Linked DNA regions of Homo sapiens: region 1 is linked to region 2. A link is a loop called in an ENCODE intact Hi-C map of the cell type or tissue named here. Cell type or tissue: endothelial cell of umbilical vein. All regions are shown on one strand. Links, peaks and the distances in the headings refer to the core of each region. The heading gives the core; the rest is flanking DNA.

The links. A loop is a pair of places that touch in the nucleus more often than their neighbours do. Peaks named below come from ENCODE experiments on the same cell type or tissue, not always from the same donor. Only the 100,000 strongest peaks of a DNase experiment are listed, where the experiment ranks them.
Region 1: a loop joins it to region 2, with 11 times the contacts of the local background. A loop is called at or near these places in 30 of 110 quality-filtered maps.

The regions. Positions count from the first base shown.
Region 1 is chr10:93,510,236-93,512,735 of GRCh38, forward strand. All of the region lies in intron 4 of CEP55 (centrosomal protein 55), which reads left to right. It also overlaps the pseudogene RNA5SP323. Among named protein-coding and RNA genes, the nearest start is that of CEP55, 15 kb to the left of the region's middle. RefSeq lists a silencer at 1,117-1,411. In endothelial cell of umbilical vein, for the core only: no CTCF peak of the experiment used is centred there; a DNase peak (open chromatin) is centred at 1,246.
Region 2 is chr10:93,373,419-93,380,137 of GRCh38, forward strand. MYOF (myoferlin) reads right to left here. Exons shown (of 54, transcript NM_013451.4): 21 at 6,445-6,569; 22 at 3,905-4,011; 23 at 1,345-1,537. Among named protein-coding and RNA genes, the nearest start is that of MYOF, 110 kb to the right of the region's middle. In endothelial cell of umbilical vein, for the core only: a CTCF peak has its summit at 3,143 (motif pointing right); DNase peaks (open chromatin) are centred at 3,163 and 3,723; H3K27ac peaks cover 899 bases.

The DNA.
Region 1 (2,500 bases), core at 1-2,500, 130 kb after region 2:
CCAAAAGACAGTTTTAATAGGCGTTTCTTGCTCTTAAATTCAAATATCCGAATTTTAAGCATAGAACTTAGGGAAGATAAATAATAATTGTTTTAAAATTATTTTGTCTGCAAACATTCAAATTAACAGAAAAGTTACAAGAATGAGTATGATAACATATAATAACATATAACGCCCATATCCCCTTTACTAAAATTCAACCGTTGTTAACATGTTACCCCATTTTGCACTCTGTTTTTCCTCTTTCAACCCTCACCCACACACATATACATGTAGTATTTTTTTCTGAACCATTTGAGAATGAATTGTACATATCCACAGCCGTTTAAACCCATATACTTCAATGTGTGTTTGTTCTCCCATCCAAGTACTAAACAGACTCAACGCTGCTTAGCTTCCAAGATCAGCCAAGATCAGGCGCGTTCAGGGTGGTATGGCCGTAGACTTCAATGTGTATTTCTTAAGAACGAGGATACTCTTGCCCACAACTATAGCACAGATAGCAACTTTAATAAATTTAACATGGATACAATACTTCTATAATCTACCATTCCTACTGCAGTTTTGTCAATTGACCCACATTTTTTATTCCTCCAGTATAGGCTAACATTTTAATCTACGTTGGTTGGAATTTTTGTCTACAGAATATTTAGTGGATTCTTGTCAAACCTGGGCGAAGACCTTTATAGCATTCCACAGGACTTTTTTTTTTTTTTTTTTTGAGACAGAGTCTCACTCTGTCGCCGAGGCTGTAGTGCAGTGGCACGGTCTCAGCTCACTGCAACCTCTGCCTCCCTGGTTCAAGCGATTCTTCTGCCTCAGCCTCCAGAGTAGCTGGGATTACAGGCACCTGCCATTGCGCCTGGCTAATTTTTTTTTATTTTTAGTAGAGACGGGGTTTCACCATGTTGGCCAGGCTGGTCTTGAACTCCTGACCTCGTGATCTGCCTGCCTCAGCCTCCCAAAGTGCTGGGATTACAGGCGTGAGCCACCATGCCCGGACTCCACAGGACATGTTATTTTGCCCACTTTTGTTCTACATTTTTATTGGTAACTTGGAGGAAATTGTTAAATGCATGCCTAACAAACGTATAGATGACACAAAGCTGGAAGGCATATCTAATGCAATGATGTTTGACTCTAAAAACTCAAAACTAATACAATCAATATTTATGATAGCTATCAACTCCGTGTATTGATACTGATAGAAAGCCGATGCACACAGTGAGAAGAGGTGGCATAAGGAAATGTTTATTGAGGGAACATCGCCATCATGTGGCCTTTTAGAATACTACCCCTTGAATCTTCAACTAACATGTATTTTTGTTTCTCATACTTAAGTGATGTATGGTTCCTTTTTTTTTAATTAATTAATTTATTTTTTTGAGATGGAGTTTCGCTCCGTTGCCCAGGCTGGAGTGCAGTGGCACAATCTCAACTCACTGCAACCTCCACCTCCTGGGCTCAAGTGATTCTCTTGCCTCAGCGTCCGGAGTAGCTGGGACCACTGGCGCCCGCCACCATACCTGGCTAATGTTTTGTATTTTTAGTAGAGACGGGGTTTCACCATATTGGCCAGGCTGGTCTCGAACTCCTGACCTTGTGATATGCCCGCCTCGGCCTCCCAAAGTGCTGGGATTACAGGCGTGAGCCACTGCACCCAGCTGGTTCCTTTAAAAGAAAAGAAAAATAAAATAAATAAAATAAAATTGGGCTGGCGCAGTGGCTCACGTCTGTAATTCCAGCATTTTGGGAGGACAAGAAGGGCAGATCACCTGAGATCAGGAGTTCGAGACCAGCTGGGCCAACATGGTGATACCCCGTCTCTAATAAAAATACAAAAAAGCTGGGCGTGGTGGTACACGCCTGTAATCCCAGCTACTCGGGAGGCTGAGGCAGGAGAATTGCTGGAACCCGGGAGGCAGAGTTTCCAGTGAGCTGAAATCATGCCACTGTATTCCAGCCGGGGCCACAGAGCGAGACTCCGTTTCAAAAAAAAAAAAAATTGGCCGGGCTCAGTGGCTCATGCCTGCAATCCCAGCACTTTGGGAGGCCAAGGCGGGCAGATCACCTGAGGTCAGGAGTTGAGACCAACATGGTGAAACCCCATCTCTACTAAAAATACAAAATTAGCTGGGTGTGGTGGCGCATGCCTGTAATCCCAGCTACTCGGGAGGCTGAGGCAAGAGAATCGCTTGAACCCGGGAGGTGGAGGTTGCAGTGAGCCAAGATGGCACCATTGCACTCCAGCCTGGGCAACAAGAGTGAAACTCCGTCTCAAAAAAAAAAAAAAAAAAAAAAATTTCATGACCATTTAATTTTGACTTAAATTATTTGTATTAAAATACTACTTAAATGTGGACAAATGTAAAATTTAGTATAAAATTAGGTATCTTTAGTATCTAACACACTATAATTTATAGGTATTTGGATATACATGTGCATTGTGAGTCATACAGTGCTTCCTCTCTTATCAAGTAAATTTAAATCTGATCCTGGG
Region 2 (6,719 bases), core at 2,192-4,691:
TCAAAAGGTTACAGATTGCATATATTTTACAGGATAAAGAGTCTCTGGCTCACCATCCAATATTTGTCAAATCTGAAATATTAATTTTGTTTTCAAAAACCTCTTTTTTTATTATAAAGAAGATAATCCAGCTTCCAGAGCTGGATATGCAAATGTCCCTATTGGCACACAGTGGTATAAAAAAACTGCCTAAGTCCACTATAGAACACTGTGAAAGTACCAAAGCATACAAAGTAGAAAATGAAATTACCTATAATCCTGTGTGCTTTTTCAAGCGTATTTCTACCCACAAATATATGACTACCTACCCAACCCTCTGATTTCTGAGAGACAGGAGGAGTCGTCTCCTTACTTCCTCATTCTTCTAGTCCACCGAAGTTAGTGGAGGCCAGCATTTATCCAGCACTTACTGTATGCCCTCAACTGTGCTAAGCCCTTTACACCTACCATTTTTTTTTATACTTTAAGTTCTAGGGTACATGTGCACAATGTGCAGGTTTGTTACATAGGTATACATGTGCCATGTTGGTTTGCTGCACCCATCAACTCATCATTTACGTTAGGTATTTCTCTTAATGCTATCCCTCCCCCAGCCCCCTATCCCGCTGACAGGCCCCGGTGTGTGATGTTCCCCACCCTGTGTCCAAATGTTCTCATTGTTCAGTTCCCACCTATGAGTGAGAACATGCGGTGTTTGGTTTTCTGTCCTTGTGATAGTTTGCTGAGAATGATGGTTTCCACCTTCATCCATGTCCCTGCAAAGGACATGTACTCATCCTTTTTTATGGCTGCATAGTAGTCCATGGTGTATATGTGCCACATTTTCTTAATCCAGTCTATCATTCATGGACATTTGTACACCCACCATCTTTTTAAAATCTTCACACAACAAAGCTAACTAGTAAGTGCTATGTTTATCTCCATTTTACAGATGGGGAAACTGAGGCTCAGAGAGGTTGAATAACTTGCCCAATGTTATACATGGTAGAACCAAGGTTCAAATTCAGGTCTTCCCAACCCCAGCCAAAGCTGACATTTTAATCCTGTGAACTGCAAAGACCATTCAAAATATTCTCCGACAGTACCATGAAAATGATAATGATTTGTCCACTTTTGAAGACATTTCCAAGATCACCAACTCAAAATTCTTCCCCTGCTCTGATTTCAATCACATTCATCATTAGCATCCTCAGCCCAGTTACTCCCTGATTTTTACAATCTGTCAGAGCTGCTCAATATCCAAGATAATGTAGTAGATTCTCTTTCCACCATCCTATTCTTGGTGCCATTTCGCAGAGCCCTTCTTCCATATCAGGTGACGTTTGTGTAGTTTAAAAGTCCTACCTCTTCAGTCAGCTGCATTAATTTATCAAGCCAGTCCTCAATTTCTGCCAGTGTGGACTTCACATCTGTGGCTTCCGACCTCATCCTCACAGCCGCCTCATGTATTTGGGAGAGAGACCTGGACCGCAGCTTTCGGATCTGAGTATCGAGAACTGTGACGTTGGCTTTTCCTTCTGTGAGAGGCAACGTGTATCTAGAAAAATGAAGAAAAAAAGAAACAGAGGATTTGAAGAATAACCTAATTTTAGGCTTCAGAACTGTCAAATACATTTATGTTGGATTTCCATCTTGCAAACCACATCAACCTCCTAACTGAATCTACAAGCACTGCCTGGTTTACGCTGGAGTAGAGTGTATCTGGCATTGCCAGAGCAGACCTGCCGGTCTCTTGATGTTCATAAGGAATACAGGGAGATTAAAATCCCAAAGCCATTTTAGGCCTTAGGGTTTAACCTACGGCCCAAGGAGTCACTGGAAAGAAGATGGAAACAGTGGCAGCTGAGAGAAACTGGCTTTCCCTTCTTTTGCTTCCTAGAATCATTTTACAGAACCACAAAATGATGGAAGAAGAAGGGAGGCTAGAGACCATTTAGCTGAAGCATACTTAACTTAGGGAATCCTGGGCCTTTAAGCAATCTATGGGTGGGTCTCGAAGGTCTGTGAAACTCTGGAACTTATAAAGAAAACTGTGTCTATCTGTGTCAACACGTAGTGTGATGTAATGATGAACATAGGCTTTGGAGCCAACAACCTGGGTACTAATCGTGGCTCCATTCTTTACTAGTTCTATTGTCTTGACCAGTCACTTACTTCCTTGTCCTCCTATTTTCAAATGTGGGACATGCTTTTTAGGGCTGTTGTGAGAAGGAAATGAGTTGCTGTATGGAAAGGATTTAGAATAGTTGCATAGCAACGTCTAAACAATGTTGCCATCCTCATCATCATCTCGTTGTCATCTTTATTATCACCATCATCTCATCAGATTCTCAAAGGGGCCCATGAACTCCAGAAAGATTTATGAACCAACCATGTAGGCCAAATCTCCATTCAATATGAGAACTTGGATGTGTTGTGATGAGACCCCCAAGGGTTCCTGAGAATGGCTGAGCTAGAGCCAGAATTAGCCTTCTGCTGCCAGGCCTTGCCTCCCACCATGGCATCTGGTGGGACACAGGGTGAGGATTTCCACCAGGTTCACGAAGCTCTGATTCACAGTGTCCTTACCTAGAATTTCCACTCACTTGAATTTCACCTAGCTTCTTCAATGAAGAAAATCCTAGCACAACTTCCCTTAGACACTGAATTTCCTGTTACATAAAGTTTAGAAAGATTCCAATTTGATTCCTCAAAAACAGCTCATATCAGAAGTATAAATAGATGACTGTGGTTTGCTCTGCAAATCTTAAAATTCACAGACAATTTCTCCATGAAAGTTATTACCAAATGTTTCTGTTTGGTTTCATAAATAACTACGGCATTGTATTTGAAGGGTTAATTCCCCAGAGTGAGACTTTGAGGCAAAAAGATATCTGGAAGCTGTTAGTTCAAAAGTCACACTTGGGGCCTTGAACAAATAGATGTCTACTGTGAAATACATGGCAGGAAGAGGGGCTGAGTTGGCAAACCCAGCTCTGGGCATCAGATATGTCATTTCTCCTCTTTGGGCCTCTGTTTTCTCATTTACAAGATAAGGAGACTGAAGGACATGATCCCTTAGGACCCAGCTCTAACATTCAGAACTTAAACAAGCACCCCAGCAGTACTTTGATTTTGGTTGCGTTTCAATTACCTGGCTTTACCACTAGGAGGCACAAGAAGACAGGGTGACTTAGGGTGTTAGCCCAGTGTGGGGAATAAAGGCCTTTTTGCTTGTGGAAAGCATTCAATATGCTTTTCTTTCGGAACTTCCCTGTCCACTGCTTTATTAACCAATATTTAAAATGAGTTTGGAACGAATCACTTCCCCCTTTGATTTCCATATGCTAAAAGATCTGAGCTGTTTCCCCGAATCAGTTATGAAAGGTCCGCTGGTTCAAGTCAAATCTACTGGTTTTGCCTAACAGAGGCTTGGCCACAGTGTTCATCAGGCATTCAGTAAAAGAGCAAGTAAAAGGGCTGTTTCTAAAAATATGTTTATGAATTAGAGATATTGTTCTGAATGGTAAAATCAATGCTCCACTCCCAGATCCCATTCTCCGTAGGAGCCAGAAGTCACCCTTCTCCAGGGTGGGGGTCATTCTTGGGTTGATGAGAAGCAGAGGCTCAGGCTTGCTTCTTTCTCCGCTCCCCATCCCTTGCCTGAGGCTGCCTGGGACGTGCTTCTGGGAGTGGGGCCTCAGCCTCCCTAGGCTACTTGAGAACTGGCACCAAATCAGAAAGTGGAGCTTTTCCTGGTGGTGATTCAGGCACTCCTCCCAGTGAGGACTTTTTACGAAGTTTGAATAATTCAAAATCACTTCTTAGACAAACACTAGAAACAATTCCACAGGATTTACAGTCTTAGAATTTCAGGGAGGAGCGCCTGGATGAAAATTCTGAGATAGGCGTAAGATCACTGTACCTCGTGTCTTCTATAACTTCATCTATCAGCTTCAGCCACAATTCAGCCAGCTGGTTTGCAGGAATTTTACCTTGTATCCCTGATTTTAGAGCTTCTATATTTGTTTGCTGAAGAATTTGAAAAGAGAGGAAATAATTGATAATTGTTCATTATGCCATTATACCTTTTCATATAGTTTAACCTGTGAAATCATGTAAATATTTTTGTATATTCAAAAAACAAATAAAATGAAACCAGCAAAGATAGGAGAGGGAACCCTAAAGTGGAATATAACCAGAAATAAAACAGATCTAATTACATTTCAGATGAATAACATAATTACACTAAACTAACCCAAGTAACTTTTGGAACACAGTATTTTGACTATGTACACTTTGTTAAAAGGCAGAAAAAAAAAACCCATAAACATATTGAACTCTAATTAGTAGGCTTATTTTTCACAGTGGTTTATCTACAGATTTTAGGATTGAACCAAGGAGTAAATATATTGAGGATAACAAAGGCCAGATTTCTCACTGTTGGAGAAGAAAGTTAGAGACATAGAAATACAGAGGACTAGGATAAACCTTGTGGTATTGGACTGGAATTGGAAGTATCTTTATGAAGTCATAGCTTTTAATATATTGATAGATATAGAAATAAATAGACATACATGTGTCTGTGCAAATTCGTTTGCTGAGAAGGCCTAGAAGCAATGATATTTCAGTAGTAGTGAGCACTGTATACCCAGATTTTGTTTCTAAAATGCTATTCCCCACTCAAAGGAAAAAGCTGCTTGGAGAAATAGCGATTTACGGACTGGGGCAGAGAAAGTACAAGATAAGCTCAAAACATATGGTTCTATTCCATTGAGCACCTGCCAACAGAGAAGTTGAGGAAGAGCCTACCATGACTGTCAAAAGTCCTAATCAGGGAAAAGGGAAAGCCACCATCCTGTCCAGATTAGGCAGCCTGGTCAGTGGAGAGAGCTGATAAGAAGAACCAGGATGAAAATTGCTGAAGAGCATCTCAAACACAATTAGAACACAGGTGCAACTAATTCTCCACAAATGCCTTTGAGATGTACATTGCCTATCAATTGCAACTTTATTTTCAGGACAGTTATGATTAAGTCAATTTAAACCTATAGTTATCCTCCCAGATTGCCTTTATAACATAAAATGATATTTCAGATTTTGCCGTCGAGTTTTAGATCAAGTATACTCCTGAAACCCCATATGTTTTGGTCCAGCCCTGGTAGAGATTAGATCTTTAAAAAATTAATATTAACATAATGTTGAAATCAAAACACCAATGCCAGATGGATTTTAGCACTACCTGATAGGAGTAACTTAGTATATGTGTATATGTGTGTGTGTATGTGTGTGTGTGTATATATATATATATATATATATGTATATATTTATCTTTTTAGACAGAGTCTCAATTTGTCCAGGCTGGAGTGCAATGGCGCCATCTTGGCTCACTGCAACCTCCGTCTCCCGGGTTCAAGTGATTCTCCTGTCTCAGCCACCCTAGTAGCTGGGATTATAGGCTCACATCACCATGCCCAGGTAATTTCTTTTGTATTTTTAGTAGAGACAGGGTTTCACCATGCTGGCCAGGCTGGTCTCTAACTCCTGATCTCAAATGATCTGCCCACCTTGGTATCCCAAAGTGCTGGGATTACTGGCGTGAGCCACTGCACCTGGCCCAAGTAACTTAGTATTTTTGCTTAATTAGAAATATCACAGACATATCCCCCTTCTCCTCACCAATCTAGTTGACCAATGTCAACTAGACAGATAATCACAGATATCATATGTATGCAGTTTTCACCCAAGGAAATCCCCAACCTCCAAACAAAAGAAGTTCCTCTAGTCTGCAGCAAGAGTGGAATGTGTCAGACACTGGTTCCTCAAAGCTACCTCTTCCTGCAGTGGAGATTTCCACTGCAAAGTTCTCAGAGTTTCATATTGCTATTGGAATGAACCATTCTCTCTACACAAAAATTACGGCAGAAACTATGAGTTCCTGTTCCACCCCACTCCTACCTTTTTAATCCTCCCCTCTTCCAAAGTAAGAAAATTTTTATCTGGGCATATGCCTGCCCAGGCATAAGACTAACATTTTCCACCTTCGTTGGAGTCACATGTGGCTGTATGACTGGATTCTGGCCAGTGGAAAGTGAGTAGAAATTAAGAGTATGACTTCTGCATCCTTCCCTTCAAGAGAAAGGCCTATGTCATCTTCTCCCCACTGTTTACCAGCCCTCCCCTCAGGCTGGAGGGCAGATGTAGTAGTGAGCTGCCTCTACCATGCAGACAATGATAACTCCTGAGTGATGGCAGAGCAACCGGGGGTAAGAGCCTGGGTCTCCAATACCACTGAACCTCCATACTAACTTAGGACCATCTACCTCCACTGTTCCTAGAGACATTGCTCTTACCTTATTGATCACTGTACTAAGCACTTTCTTGTGTTATAGTGGCCTGGCCTCCATCCTAATACCTAATTCACCCTGCTTGGTGAAAAGGAAATGCAGAAAAAGAGAAACTTACCAGCCGTTCTGCCATAGCTAGGAGAGTGTTCACCGCATCCAGGCGATGACTAATATCCTCCCAGTATGAAGTCAGGGTAACAACTGGCTTGGTGTGGGCCCAAGGCAAGTAATAATAGTAGTTGCCTGGTATAAAACATTGGGGGTCAATGAACACTGAACACTTAAAATAGACAGCATGTTTATTAAAGAGATGTGCAGACTGAGCTGCTGATTAATCCACAGGCTTGGGGAATAGCTTGAGGTGGTCTGGTTCTTTAATTTGACTCAATTAAG